Linked DNA regions of Homo sapiens: region 2 is linked to region 1. Evidence: chromatin contacts called from ENCODE Hi-C or POLR2A ChIA-PET data. All regions are on one chromosome and are shown on one strand. Each heading gives the region's core, a stretch centred on a gene start or an enhancer-like site at or near the end of the contact. The rest is flanking DNA. Distances are from core to core; before and after follow the strand shown. Region 1 overlaps GMDS (GDP-mannose 4,6-dehydratase). Region 2 overlaps GMDS (GDP-mannose 4,6-dehydratase).

The links. Hi-C counts contacts between places; a loop is a spot of excess contacts on that map. ChIA-PET counts read pairs that join two places held with the same protein, here RNA polymerase II (POLR2A). Pooled maps may share reads with other maps.
Region 2: a map of breast epithelium shows a loop between it and region 1 (12-fold over the local background). The contact joins two enhancer-like sites. A Hi-C loop is called at or near these places in 8 of 168 maps with a recorded cell type or tissue (IMR-90, PC-9, aorta and 4 more), 3 of 37 single-sample maps with no recorded cell type and 8 of 50 pooled maps. POLR2A ChIA-PET finds 5 or more read pairs at or near these places in 4 of 52 experiments (HEK293, HEK293T, PC-9 and 1 more).

What each region holds. Positions count from the first base shown.
Region 1 is chr6:1,662,705-1,667,681 of GRCh38, forward strand. The region is part of intron 9 of GMDS (GDP-mannose 4,6-dehydratase); the gene reads right to left. It overlaps LOC107986514 (a long non-coding RNA gene), which reads left to right. Exons shown (of 2, transcript XR_001743788.2): 1 at 1-3,200; 2 at 4,144-4,977. Among named protein-coding and RNA genes, the nearest start is that of FOXC1, 55 kb to the left of the region's middle. RefSeq lists enhancers at 2,637-2,866, 2,877-3,046. Within about 2 kb of position 2,732, at least 2 of the 41 ENCODE cell types and tissues checked have a DNase peak (open chromatin) inside an H3K27ac peak, as active enhancers do.
Region 2 is chr6:1,628,714-1,633,690 of GRCh38, forward strand. All of the region lies in intron 9 of GMDS (GDP-mannose 4,6-dehydratase), which reads right to left. Among named protein-coding and RNA genes, the nearest start is that of FOXC1, 21 kb to the left of the region's middle. RefSeq lists enhancers at 354-1,281, 1,282-2,208. Within about 2 kb of position 2,283, at least 3 of the 41 ENCODE cell types and tissues checked have a DNase peak (open chromatin) inside an H3K27ac peak, as active enhancers do.

The sequences.
Region 1 (4,977 bases), core at 1,482-3,981:
AAATTCTCAACAAAGATGAGCTGAAAAAAATCATTCCAACATTTTCCCAATTATTTGACAGAAACACAAATTTAGGGCTTACTGCTGCATAACATTTTGTGTTCTCTCCTGCCAAGATGCTGAGGGCAGTCAGCTGGGAGGAATGCTACTTTGGGGATGAATTAAAGTTTGTTGAATAAAGAATGAGCACAGATTCAGAAGCAAAACTTCCATAGTGCATGAATCCTCCCAACGAGACTGTCAGAATAAGGATATAGGTTTGCATTTATTTATTTTACTAAAAGCTTCCTACTTCCCTCCTTTCTGGATATCGTAAGGGGTTTGACCTTTCTGTTTCAAATATGACATTTCTTTCTCTGATTTCCTTTAGCCAGATGTCAAACCTAAAATAGAATTTCTTAGAACTTACTGCTCAAATATGATACTTAGGAGCAGACTGTAGCTTTTCATAGTGTCTTATGGCTTTTCTAGAACATGCACTGATAAGGAAAGGGAGAGAAATTCAACTTGGGGTGTCTCTGCACCCTTCGTTAGGGATGCTGGGAAGTGATGGCAACGCACAGAAGCACCGTGCAGGTCGTTGGCTCAGAAAAGGCAGCCACTGTTTTCATTTAGGAGCCCAGCTCAGTCTGAACTGTGGGACCTCCTTCACCAAAGCACCCCCATATTGCTTCTTGTTCTCACCTACTTAACTGAAACGTCCCAAAGTTCCCTAGAAGAGATTTTAGCTATCATCTCTCCTAGAAGAGCAGGAAACCAAGCTCCCTTTTCCTTGCTTTTATCCTTGCCCCTGCGGAATTTTTCCAAAGGTACCAGTGATGTTTTTGTGAATGCAAGTACACGGCGGCCCTCCTCCTCACAGCCTGGAACCCCAAACCCTACCACTGGCCTGCACCGCCTTATGTGACTGCTTGTGGCTACTGCCCTCACCATTTCTCTGTGCCAGGAATACTGGCCCCACTGCTGTTCCTTCAACTGGCAAAGCATACACCTGCCACAGGGCCTTTGCACAGGAGTCCCCCGGTGACTGGTGAAGATCCGTGTGCCCTGCTCCCTCATTTCCTTCATGGCTCTGCTGAAATGTCTCATCAGAGAGGCCTTCCTTGATCACCTTTACCCTGCTTTATTTTTCTTCATGGCACAGATCTCCTCCTGACATGTTATTAACATGTTTGTGGTCTGTGCCCTCCTGTATGAATGGGAGCATGTAATTTATTTGTTGTAATTTGTTGGAATAAGTCACCTACTGGCTTAGCACCCTCAGGACCCAGAGCAGTGCCTGGCACACGGTAGGCACCCAGTAAGAATTTGTTGGATAAGTGCTTACATTTATTTCAACAAATAAATCACATGCATGCCCCGTTATAGTTCTTTACAATAATTAGGCTAAAAGTTGCTTATAAAAAGAAAAAGAAGTAACCTAGTCAAATTTTACTTTGGTGTTTCTTAAATGTTACCCATTCTTACTGCAAAAATCAACTCTTGGAATCTTTATCATTTCTCTGTAAGGCCGAGAATCTGCCCTTTGCTACTTGAATCTTGTGTCAGCCTTCAGTCAAAACTAATGAAAGTCTGGGCCAATGAGCTGGCCCCAGATTTCTGGATCATCCAAGCATCTCCTTCACTCTCTGGACCCTCTCACCTGCCCACCCCCTGGAACCACACTGTCCTCTGTCACCAACAGTGAGGTGGGGGAGTGTTCTTACAACTTCATCGTTCACTCACATGGGAGACCGTGAGTATTCTCTTCAGAGGAGAGGAATTGTTTCTCCTTAGAGAGGCGTGAGATGAATGAGTGTCCTGTTCTCCCTAGAGTCCCCGATTCATGGTGTCTGGCCACTCCTACAGGCACAGCACGGACAATCACATAACGAAGCTGAAAGCAATGTGCTTTTGAGTATAAGCCATACTGGTTAGAGGTGATTTACTGTGTCACTCTGTCACATTGACATGTTTGAGACTCATGTAAACTATTCCCTGATCAGCCACAGTTCTGGCCTAACAGGGGGCAATGCTAATGTTTAATAATGTAAGCATAATATTTAATTTGGAAAGTACTAGTGATTATATAGTAGTAAAGAGGCTTCACATGTGGGTAGAGATTTTTTAAAAATCTCATTGATACCAAGGTATAGTGCAGTAGAAACATTTTGAAACTAAAGTTAGAAGCGTCCTAACTGTAGAATGAACATATTCACGTCACTATTGTTCACCAGGATCGCTCTCACACACCACACGTGCTATGTGAATACAGATAGACTTCTGCATACTCAGCTGGCTTTGCACATCTCTACCACAGAGTACGTGTATCTCTTGGACAGAGTATGACTGGTGGAAGTGGCAGTTGGCAGTTTATCTTTGATCACTATATTCAGAGGTGGCTTATACTTTTTAATTTTTTTTATTATTATACTTTAAGTTCTAGGGTACATGTGCACAATGTGCAGGTTAGTTACATATGTATACATGTGCCATGTTGGTGTGCTGCACCCATTAACTCGTCATTTAACATTAGGTATATCTCCTAATGCTATCTCTCCCCCCTCCTGGCTTATACTTTTAAGGGCACAAAATATATAACCATGATTGCTTGAAAGGGATTTGTTTCAATTCCTTGTTTGAAGGAGGTAATGGGCCAGCCTAAGAATCAAAAGTGACAATGAAATATAAAATGTATAACCATGATTGCTTTAAAGAGATTTGTTTCAGTTCCTTGTTTGAGGGAGGTAATGGGCCAGCCTAAGAATCGAAAGTGACAATGAAATATGAATGTAAAAGAGGAAGGGAGACAGACCTCTGGCTTGTTAGTACAACAGAATACTTACTTGGGGTTCACTTTATACATTACTTTCCCCCATTTTCCTACCCATTTGGGTAGGAATGAGATCTGCCAGGAAGGTGCACGGGGCAGAAGGCTTTGCTGTTGTTTTCCATGTCTTGGTTTCCTTCCTTTACCAGGACCAGAGCAGGAGGCCTCCTTTCTGCTCTCTGGGGGCCACATACTCCTGCCTCGATGGGCCACAACTGGATGAAGGAGGATACACGTGTGCCTTGCTACACATAATAGCTAAACAGCCCTAGAAAAACAGGGTCTGTGTACATATCATCATGTCTTCAGGCTACAAGGAAGCCCGCTGTGTGAAAAAGCTCTCCTGAGCTCAAATAAGAACTACTTTCTAAATATCACCTTAATATATCTGGTAGGTTTGGATTTGGTATGTCAAGTTGAGTCCTATAATACATAGACTATTTCCTTCTGGAGACCGTATTTTTAATTTCAGCGACTTGGAGGAGTTAAACTCGACCTCTGGGCACACTGACAGCCAAGTGGGTCATCAGCAGAGGAGTGACAACGACACTTCCATTCATGTAGGGCTTCCGGTCTACAGGAGGGCTTTCATATAAGTGGGCTGAGTGTATGGGAAGTGAACTGATTAGGCATTTGCCCCTTGTTATGGATGAAGCAGCAAAGGCCGTGAGAGTCCCTGAGGGTCAAGTCGCTCTGAGATCCTAGAGACGGGAGTCCTGCTCTGCCCAGCATCCTCTCCCCTGCACCACAGTACCTGCATCCCCTCCTTTTCTGTGCCGTCTTTATTTTACAGTGTGGATCTGGTGGGCTAGGGTTCCTCTCCTGTTGGTCCTGATGATGCACCAAGACCAAGAATATTTCTTATTTATGGAGGAAATATGGTTAAGTGCTAAGTGTACAGCCCTGACCCTTCCTCTACCCTCTCAGCCTAGTTACACCAGGGAGGTAAATCCCTACCTGTTTGTCTACCTACTTGTTTATATTAAAAGTTCTTGCAAATTTAAAAGGTTATACACTCAATGATCCAAAGGTGAAGTTGAGAAGACTATAAAAGACCTTAGGCAATATGAAATTATACAGTCAGCTTTTCACGTGACGGTGGTGTGATCACTAATGGAATCACCGAGTTTCCACAGAATGAAAAGGACCCTTGGGATCCGGAGCTACAGTTTAAGCTGGTCCCTCTCTGGAGGTGTTGCGTAGTAGGCTTCTCCTGTAACGTCTACGGCTGACTTATGACATTTACATTTTTGGTCCTCAAGGTCACAGTGTCCTTCTAAGCGGAACGATAGTGGAGACTGGGAACTAACTTCTTCATCTCCTCTCTTTGACAGCCTGAACTCAGCTTGGCACTGGCTTTCTATCCACCTTCTGCCCAGCAGTGAATGGAGTCAACTCTCCCATTAATGGAGCACCCTCTGGGGGAAGGGCACTGTGTTTTCTGCTGAGCGCTAGGACCTTCACAGTCTCCACAGAGCAACAAACCAGAACTCAGCGAGAAGAGCAATGCCAAAGAGGAGGCCTAGCGTGCAGACACACATGAGCCTAGAGCAGCTGTGCCCACCCCATGCCTCTACCATTGACTCAATGAGGACAGCTGTCTTTGAGAGTGGTGACGGTAGGGTTCTATAGAAGAAGCAGGTCTGTTAAGCAATCTGCGAGATGGCCGGCCTCAGACCAATCAAAGTCTACCATTTTGTCTTATCTATCTAGAACCATAACTCAAAAATGAAATTGCCCCAGCTTTTCTCCTCCCACCATTAAATTCCATTCAATCATAGCAGGCAAAATGCAGTCACGCTCAAGCAGCCAGATGTTATCATTACAGACTGCTCTTTATAAACCCATGCTGAAACCTGAGTGGTTGATGAGACCAGCTAAGCAGTTGTACCTTTGACCCAATTGCATTAAACTTGCCCTATCAATTTAAGCTCAGTATAAACACCATTTCCCAGAGCCCCTCGTGAAGTCAGCAGTGAGAAGAAGCTGACTAAGCCTAAACATTTTTTAACAGCAATCTTGTCTTACAACACCAAGGGGATTTGCTGGGTATCTGGGGCTTTATAAAACCATATGAACATGCTGAAAGAATTAAAATCCTTTAAAAATGAAAAATTGATGGTGACAGTCCTGTCTGAAGACTAACTGGTCTAATGGCAACATGGAAT
Region 2 (4,977 bases), core at 1,033-3,532, 34 kb before region 1:
GAAGAAATTGACTCTTGATGCCCTAAATAGGAGAAGATGTATGGACAGGGATGTTAATAAGGAAAGCCGAGACTGATGAAAGCCTTGGCGAAATATCTTCAGGAATTTAAGATACAGAGCTGTGAGGGGCGCTTAATATTCTTTTTTTCCCTTCTACTTTTCTTAGAAAAGCAAAATTGAGGAATAGCTCAGGTTCCAAGGGAATAAAAGAATGCCAGTGAATTTGGTTCTTGATCCAACTTTCTGCTAGTGTAGAGTGAATAGGAAAGCTTGACTCTTGGGGCAATGTTTCTTTTTCAGAAAGGCAGAGCTGCTAAACAACAACAAAAAGCCTCAGGAAAAAGCTCTCAAGTCTCACAGAGTATCCTAGTCAAGATTCCAGATAGTTGAGAATAAGACTGGGAAATAACAAAAAATGAATTCTGAAAGATCCCCCAGAAAATTTGCAATATACGACATCTCTTCTTGGGTGTAGCTTGAAGCCTTACATGCTCACGAATTTATCCTTTGGTTTAATCCTTCCCAAAGAGGGAGCGAATGTCCGAGCAGTAAGAAATGCTGTGGTGTTAACAGCGGTAATGAACATTTCCCCTCTGTTCCCTTACTGCTGTCTATCCACACAAACTGAAGTGGAAGTCAGACCTCTCCTTTCATGACAAGGGGCAATAAGAGAGGAGAAGAAAACAGCAGGCGGTCCTGTCTGCTCAGGAAGCGGGACTCGGTGGGACTGTCCGTAGGCAGAGCTCAAACAATGCTCAGGCAGCCTCAGGGAAATGGAGTCAGTCAGCACTGGCCCGAGGAGGGTGCAGGCAGTGGAGAGGAAGTGGCAGAGGGAGGAGCAGGCCCTGCACCATGGCCTCGTCCGTGGCCACCCTTATGGAGGCTGCCGTGTGGCAATCAGCGACGGTGTAGACTTGGAATAAAACCACCACTGGACACTCCCACTGTCGCCACTGTCACCTCTGCTGGGAGCCTCCTTAGATGACTCCGGACGTGCGGTCCAGTCCTCCTGCATGGTGCCTAATGGGCACTTTAAAATCCTCTGACCACCCCTCTCGCCGATCCCACTTTTCTGATGGGATCTCGGTAGAATTTGTCATTTGGGATCAGCGGCTGTTAAGCACTACTAAACAAATGGAAAGAAATGCATCCATCCGTATGCATGCCCCAGAAACCAGCGACAAAGTCCGGCTAGTACAGTAGAGCTTTCGTGGAAAGTAAATGAGAACGTGGTCTTCATTATATGCCTACTTGTCAATAAAGCTTAGGGTGGTAAAAAAAGTTACAGGTGTTCACTTCAGGAAAGGAGAACTTAATGGCATGTATAGTGCAACCTACATATAAATGGATCTTTTTTCATTTATATTTTAAAAATATGGTTGACATAGTTGACATAAAACAAGAATTGTAGTTAAGCAAAAAGGGCTCATAAGCTACACAGACAACATAATTATTTAGGAGAAATACAGGATTTAAGCAAGTTAACTTCCTTTTAAACAAAGTTTTAAAACATATTCTGGAGAAAGCCCTTTCTAGCAGACATGCTGGAGATGTGTGGAGATGAGTGCGGCGGTCCTCTTTCCTCCATGGGACGAACCGCATGTGGCCTATGCAGTTTATGCCACCCCAAAGCTTGTTCCTTTCCCCAGACCAGGCGGTTGCCCTGGCTGTGTCCGCCTGCCCATTGGCTGCCTGGCCTTTGACTGGGACAGAGGAGCATGCTCCCCACCTCCTGAGTGGGGCCCAGCCCAGGAACATGCCCACTGTCTGCCCTGTCCAGCCCTGTGCAACTTTGAGGCCTTCCCCGTTCAACCAGGCAGCAGTCTGAGCCAGCTGAGCAGAGGAAAGCACTTCTCAGAGGCTGCGCTGGGAAGCTTTTGGGGAGCTGCCTACTCATAGGTAGGTGTCTAACAGGTTTCTTTAAATGAAATAACCATATAAGACTTTGGGGATGTCATCTTGCATCATACCTATTTACAAGGTGCTGCGTCTGTCTGTACCTGTTCTACATCTGAATTGCAATCGTGGAGTTAATTTTTTGTCAGCTTTATTTCTTGATCCGGTGCTTACAGTAGCATCAGCCTGGGGAAAGCTAGATTAATGACTGTAACTAGAGCCCTCTTGGTTCCGGTTAGTTCACTGATCTCCACTCTGACGAGCTGAGATGGGGGGTGGCTGACTCATAGTTGTGATGCGGGGGCCATTTAATGAAAAGGAGATAAGGTTGTCAGTGACCTCAGCATTCCAGGCTTCAAAGCCAGCACCATGTTGGTCGGAAATTACTGGTTACTGTTAATAACTGGATCTAGGGTGTAAAGATTTACCCATGCTGGAAGGAGGTGGCAAAACCCCGAGGACAGGAGATAAAGCGCCTTTGAGTGGACCGATTAGGGACTCTTGTGACATCGCTGGCAAGTGGCACCCTGGATACAAGAGGAAGGCCGCTGTGCTCTTGCCACTTAGGGCTTTCTACCCTCAAAGCGCTTTATAGACATCAGCTAATTAAACCACAAAACAATCACATCCAAAATGCAACTTAAGAGATTTTGTATCTGTTGCAGGTGGCCTCTTTCCTAGAGATGAAAGTTCTGTGCAAAGCAAAGTATCTCGGAGGTAAAAGCTAAAGTACTTGTCATCTGGCTTATCTTTACCCCGCACCTTCTCATCTAGGAATGCCTACCTAGGCCACAGGGGATCCTGAATTGCATAAGAGGAAGGTAATTTTCCTTAAGCTTGTTTCCTTCTAGTTTGTTAGGAAATCTACCCACCTCTTAGAAATGTCCCCCCCTCCGCCCCACCACCACTGCTTCGGACATGAGTACTACACAGTACAATGTAGATGGGGTTTTTTTCCTTTGTGGTTTTTCTCAATGTATACAGTATATTAAGTCCTCCAATTCAACACACCTCACTTCAATAATCCTTCCTTCCTCCCTCCCTCCCTCACTCCCCTTCCTCCTTCTCCCCAATCCAAATATAAATAACGTAACAGGGTCATTCAAACAGGGTCTATCAAACATATACCCACAGGCTCCTCCAAATATTCATTCCCTCAGCCACTTCTTAAGCAACTCAAGGCCTAGCCAAACACCTGACCACATCCAGATTCTTGCTTTTTGGCCATTTCTCTGGGGACTTTTATATTGGAGAAAAGATTAAGACAATTACTGTGATATCTGTTAGCAAATTTTTGGAGAGGTATGGAGAGGAGATGAGCATGATGACAACTCTTTAGGTTTACTATAATTCTGTTATCACTCATTTGGCCACCCATCATCACAGGAAGGCTCAGAGGGTTTTGTCAGGTGTCTATACTACATGGTCACCTGGCATTCCTTCTTTACATCTTCATGAGAGGAACAAAGTCCTATACCGAAATGTATCTGCAGAGGTATTTCAGCCAAGTACTTGAGAATGTCACAAAGTCATCTAGTGGTCAGGTTCTGCCATTCCTAGTCCAGCAGTCACAACACTCAATAGGACAAAACCCTCTGTAGAATGTGTTGTAAACAATACACTTTACACACATTAATTTGAGTGGCAAAGAGGTCTCTAAGTAATAGATGGTATCAACACACAGAAATATCAACTTAATGCTGGATGGAAACTGACACAGAAGAGTCCATATTGTACATATTGTATGATTTGCTGTATGTGAGGTCCCAGAAGAGGCATCCATGGTTATAGAAACGAGACTGGAGGACAGGGGAGGAGTACTGACTGGGAAGGTTCACCAAGGAACTTTCTGGAGTGAGGAAATGCTCCTTATATGAATAGGAGTGTCGGTTACAAGAGTGTGTGCGTTTGTCAGAACAGATCAAACTGCAGTTCAACATTTGTGCATTTCACAGTATATAGATTTTATCTCAACACAAAAACGTGGCCAGGCATGATAGCTCATGCCTGTAATCCCAGTGCTTTGAGAGGCTGAGGTAGGAGGACTGCTTGAGGCCAGAAGTTTGAGACCAGCCTGGGCAGTATGGCAGGACCCTGTCTCTACAAAAAACTTTAAAAAATTAGCTGGGTGTGGTGGCACTTGCCTGTGGTCCCAGCTACTTGGGAGGCTGAGGTGGGAGGACTGCTTGAGCCCAGGAGTTTGAGGCTGCAGTGAGCTATGATTACACCACTGTACTCCAGCCTAGGTGACAGAATGAGACTTCGCCTCTAAAGGAAGAAAAATTCGTGGACACAACCAACATGGCGGCATTGCTGGAGAGACCTGGAATCACAACGTGGCTCAACCACTTAACTCTTTCTTAATAACTCTGAGATTCAGGTTTTAAATCTGTAAAACGGGGACAGCAAGGCTTGCAAAGTTGTGTGAGAATTCAAAATTGCACAGCTGCTTTTAACAGCTAGAACCATTTCTAATTCATCCTATACAGGCTTTCCATTGAGGCTATTATTTATCACTAAAATGTAGGAAAAACGATTCTTTTCATTTCTTGCAGTAACATCATGGATGAAGATGTAATATTTTTAAGTGGGCTGTTTTATAGTTTTTCTTTGATACTTACATGCAACTTTTACCCTGCACCCCAACCCTTCCTCTAATTTTAGATAATCATTTTCTGAATAGCTGTAACAGAGTGTAGAAGATTTTGTACTCTGCTGTCCCTCAATTTCTGCAAACATTTCACAGTCTCTTGCTTGCTTGTTGCCACATATTTACTGCTTTAAGCCTTGGAGAAGCAAACGTGGACAAGAGAAGGCCGTGGCTGTCATGAAGCCCATGTTCTAGGGTCTGGCAGCACAAGAGTTGGCGGAGACCTGAGTTTCGGCTGATGGGAGTGCGAGGGAGCGACTGCAGAGGGGGCTGGCTTGTTGGAGGGCGGGAGGGCACTCTGTACTGGCTGGGCGGGGAAGGCCTTCCACAGAGGTCACTGGATCAGAGATCTGCACAATGTGCACGGGCCGGTCACAGAAAGATCTGGGGTGTGAGGGTCTCTTGGGGACACTGCAGGTAAAAAGGCCTTA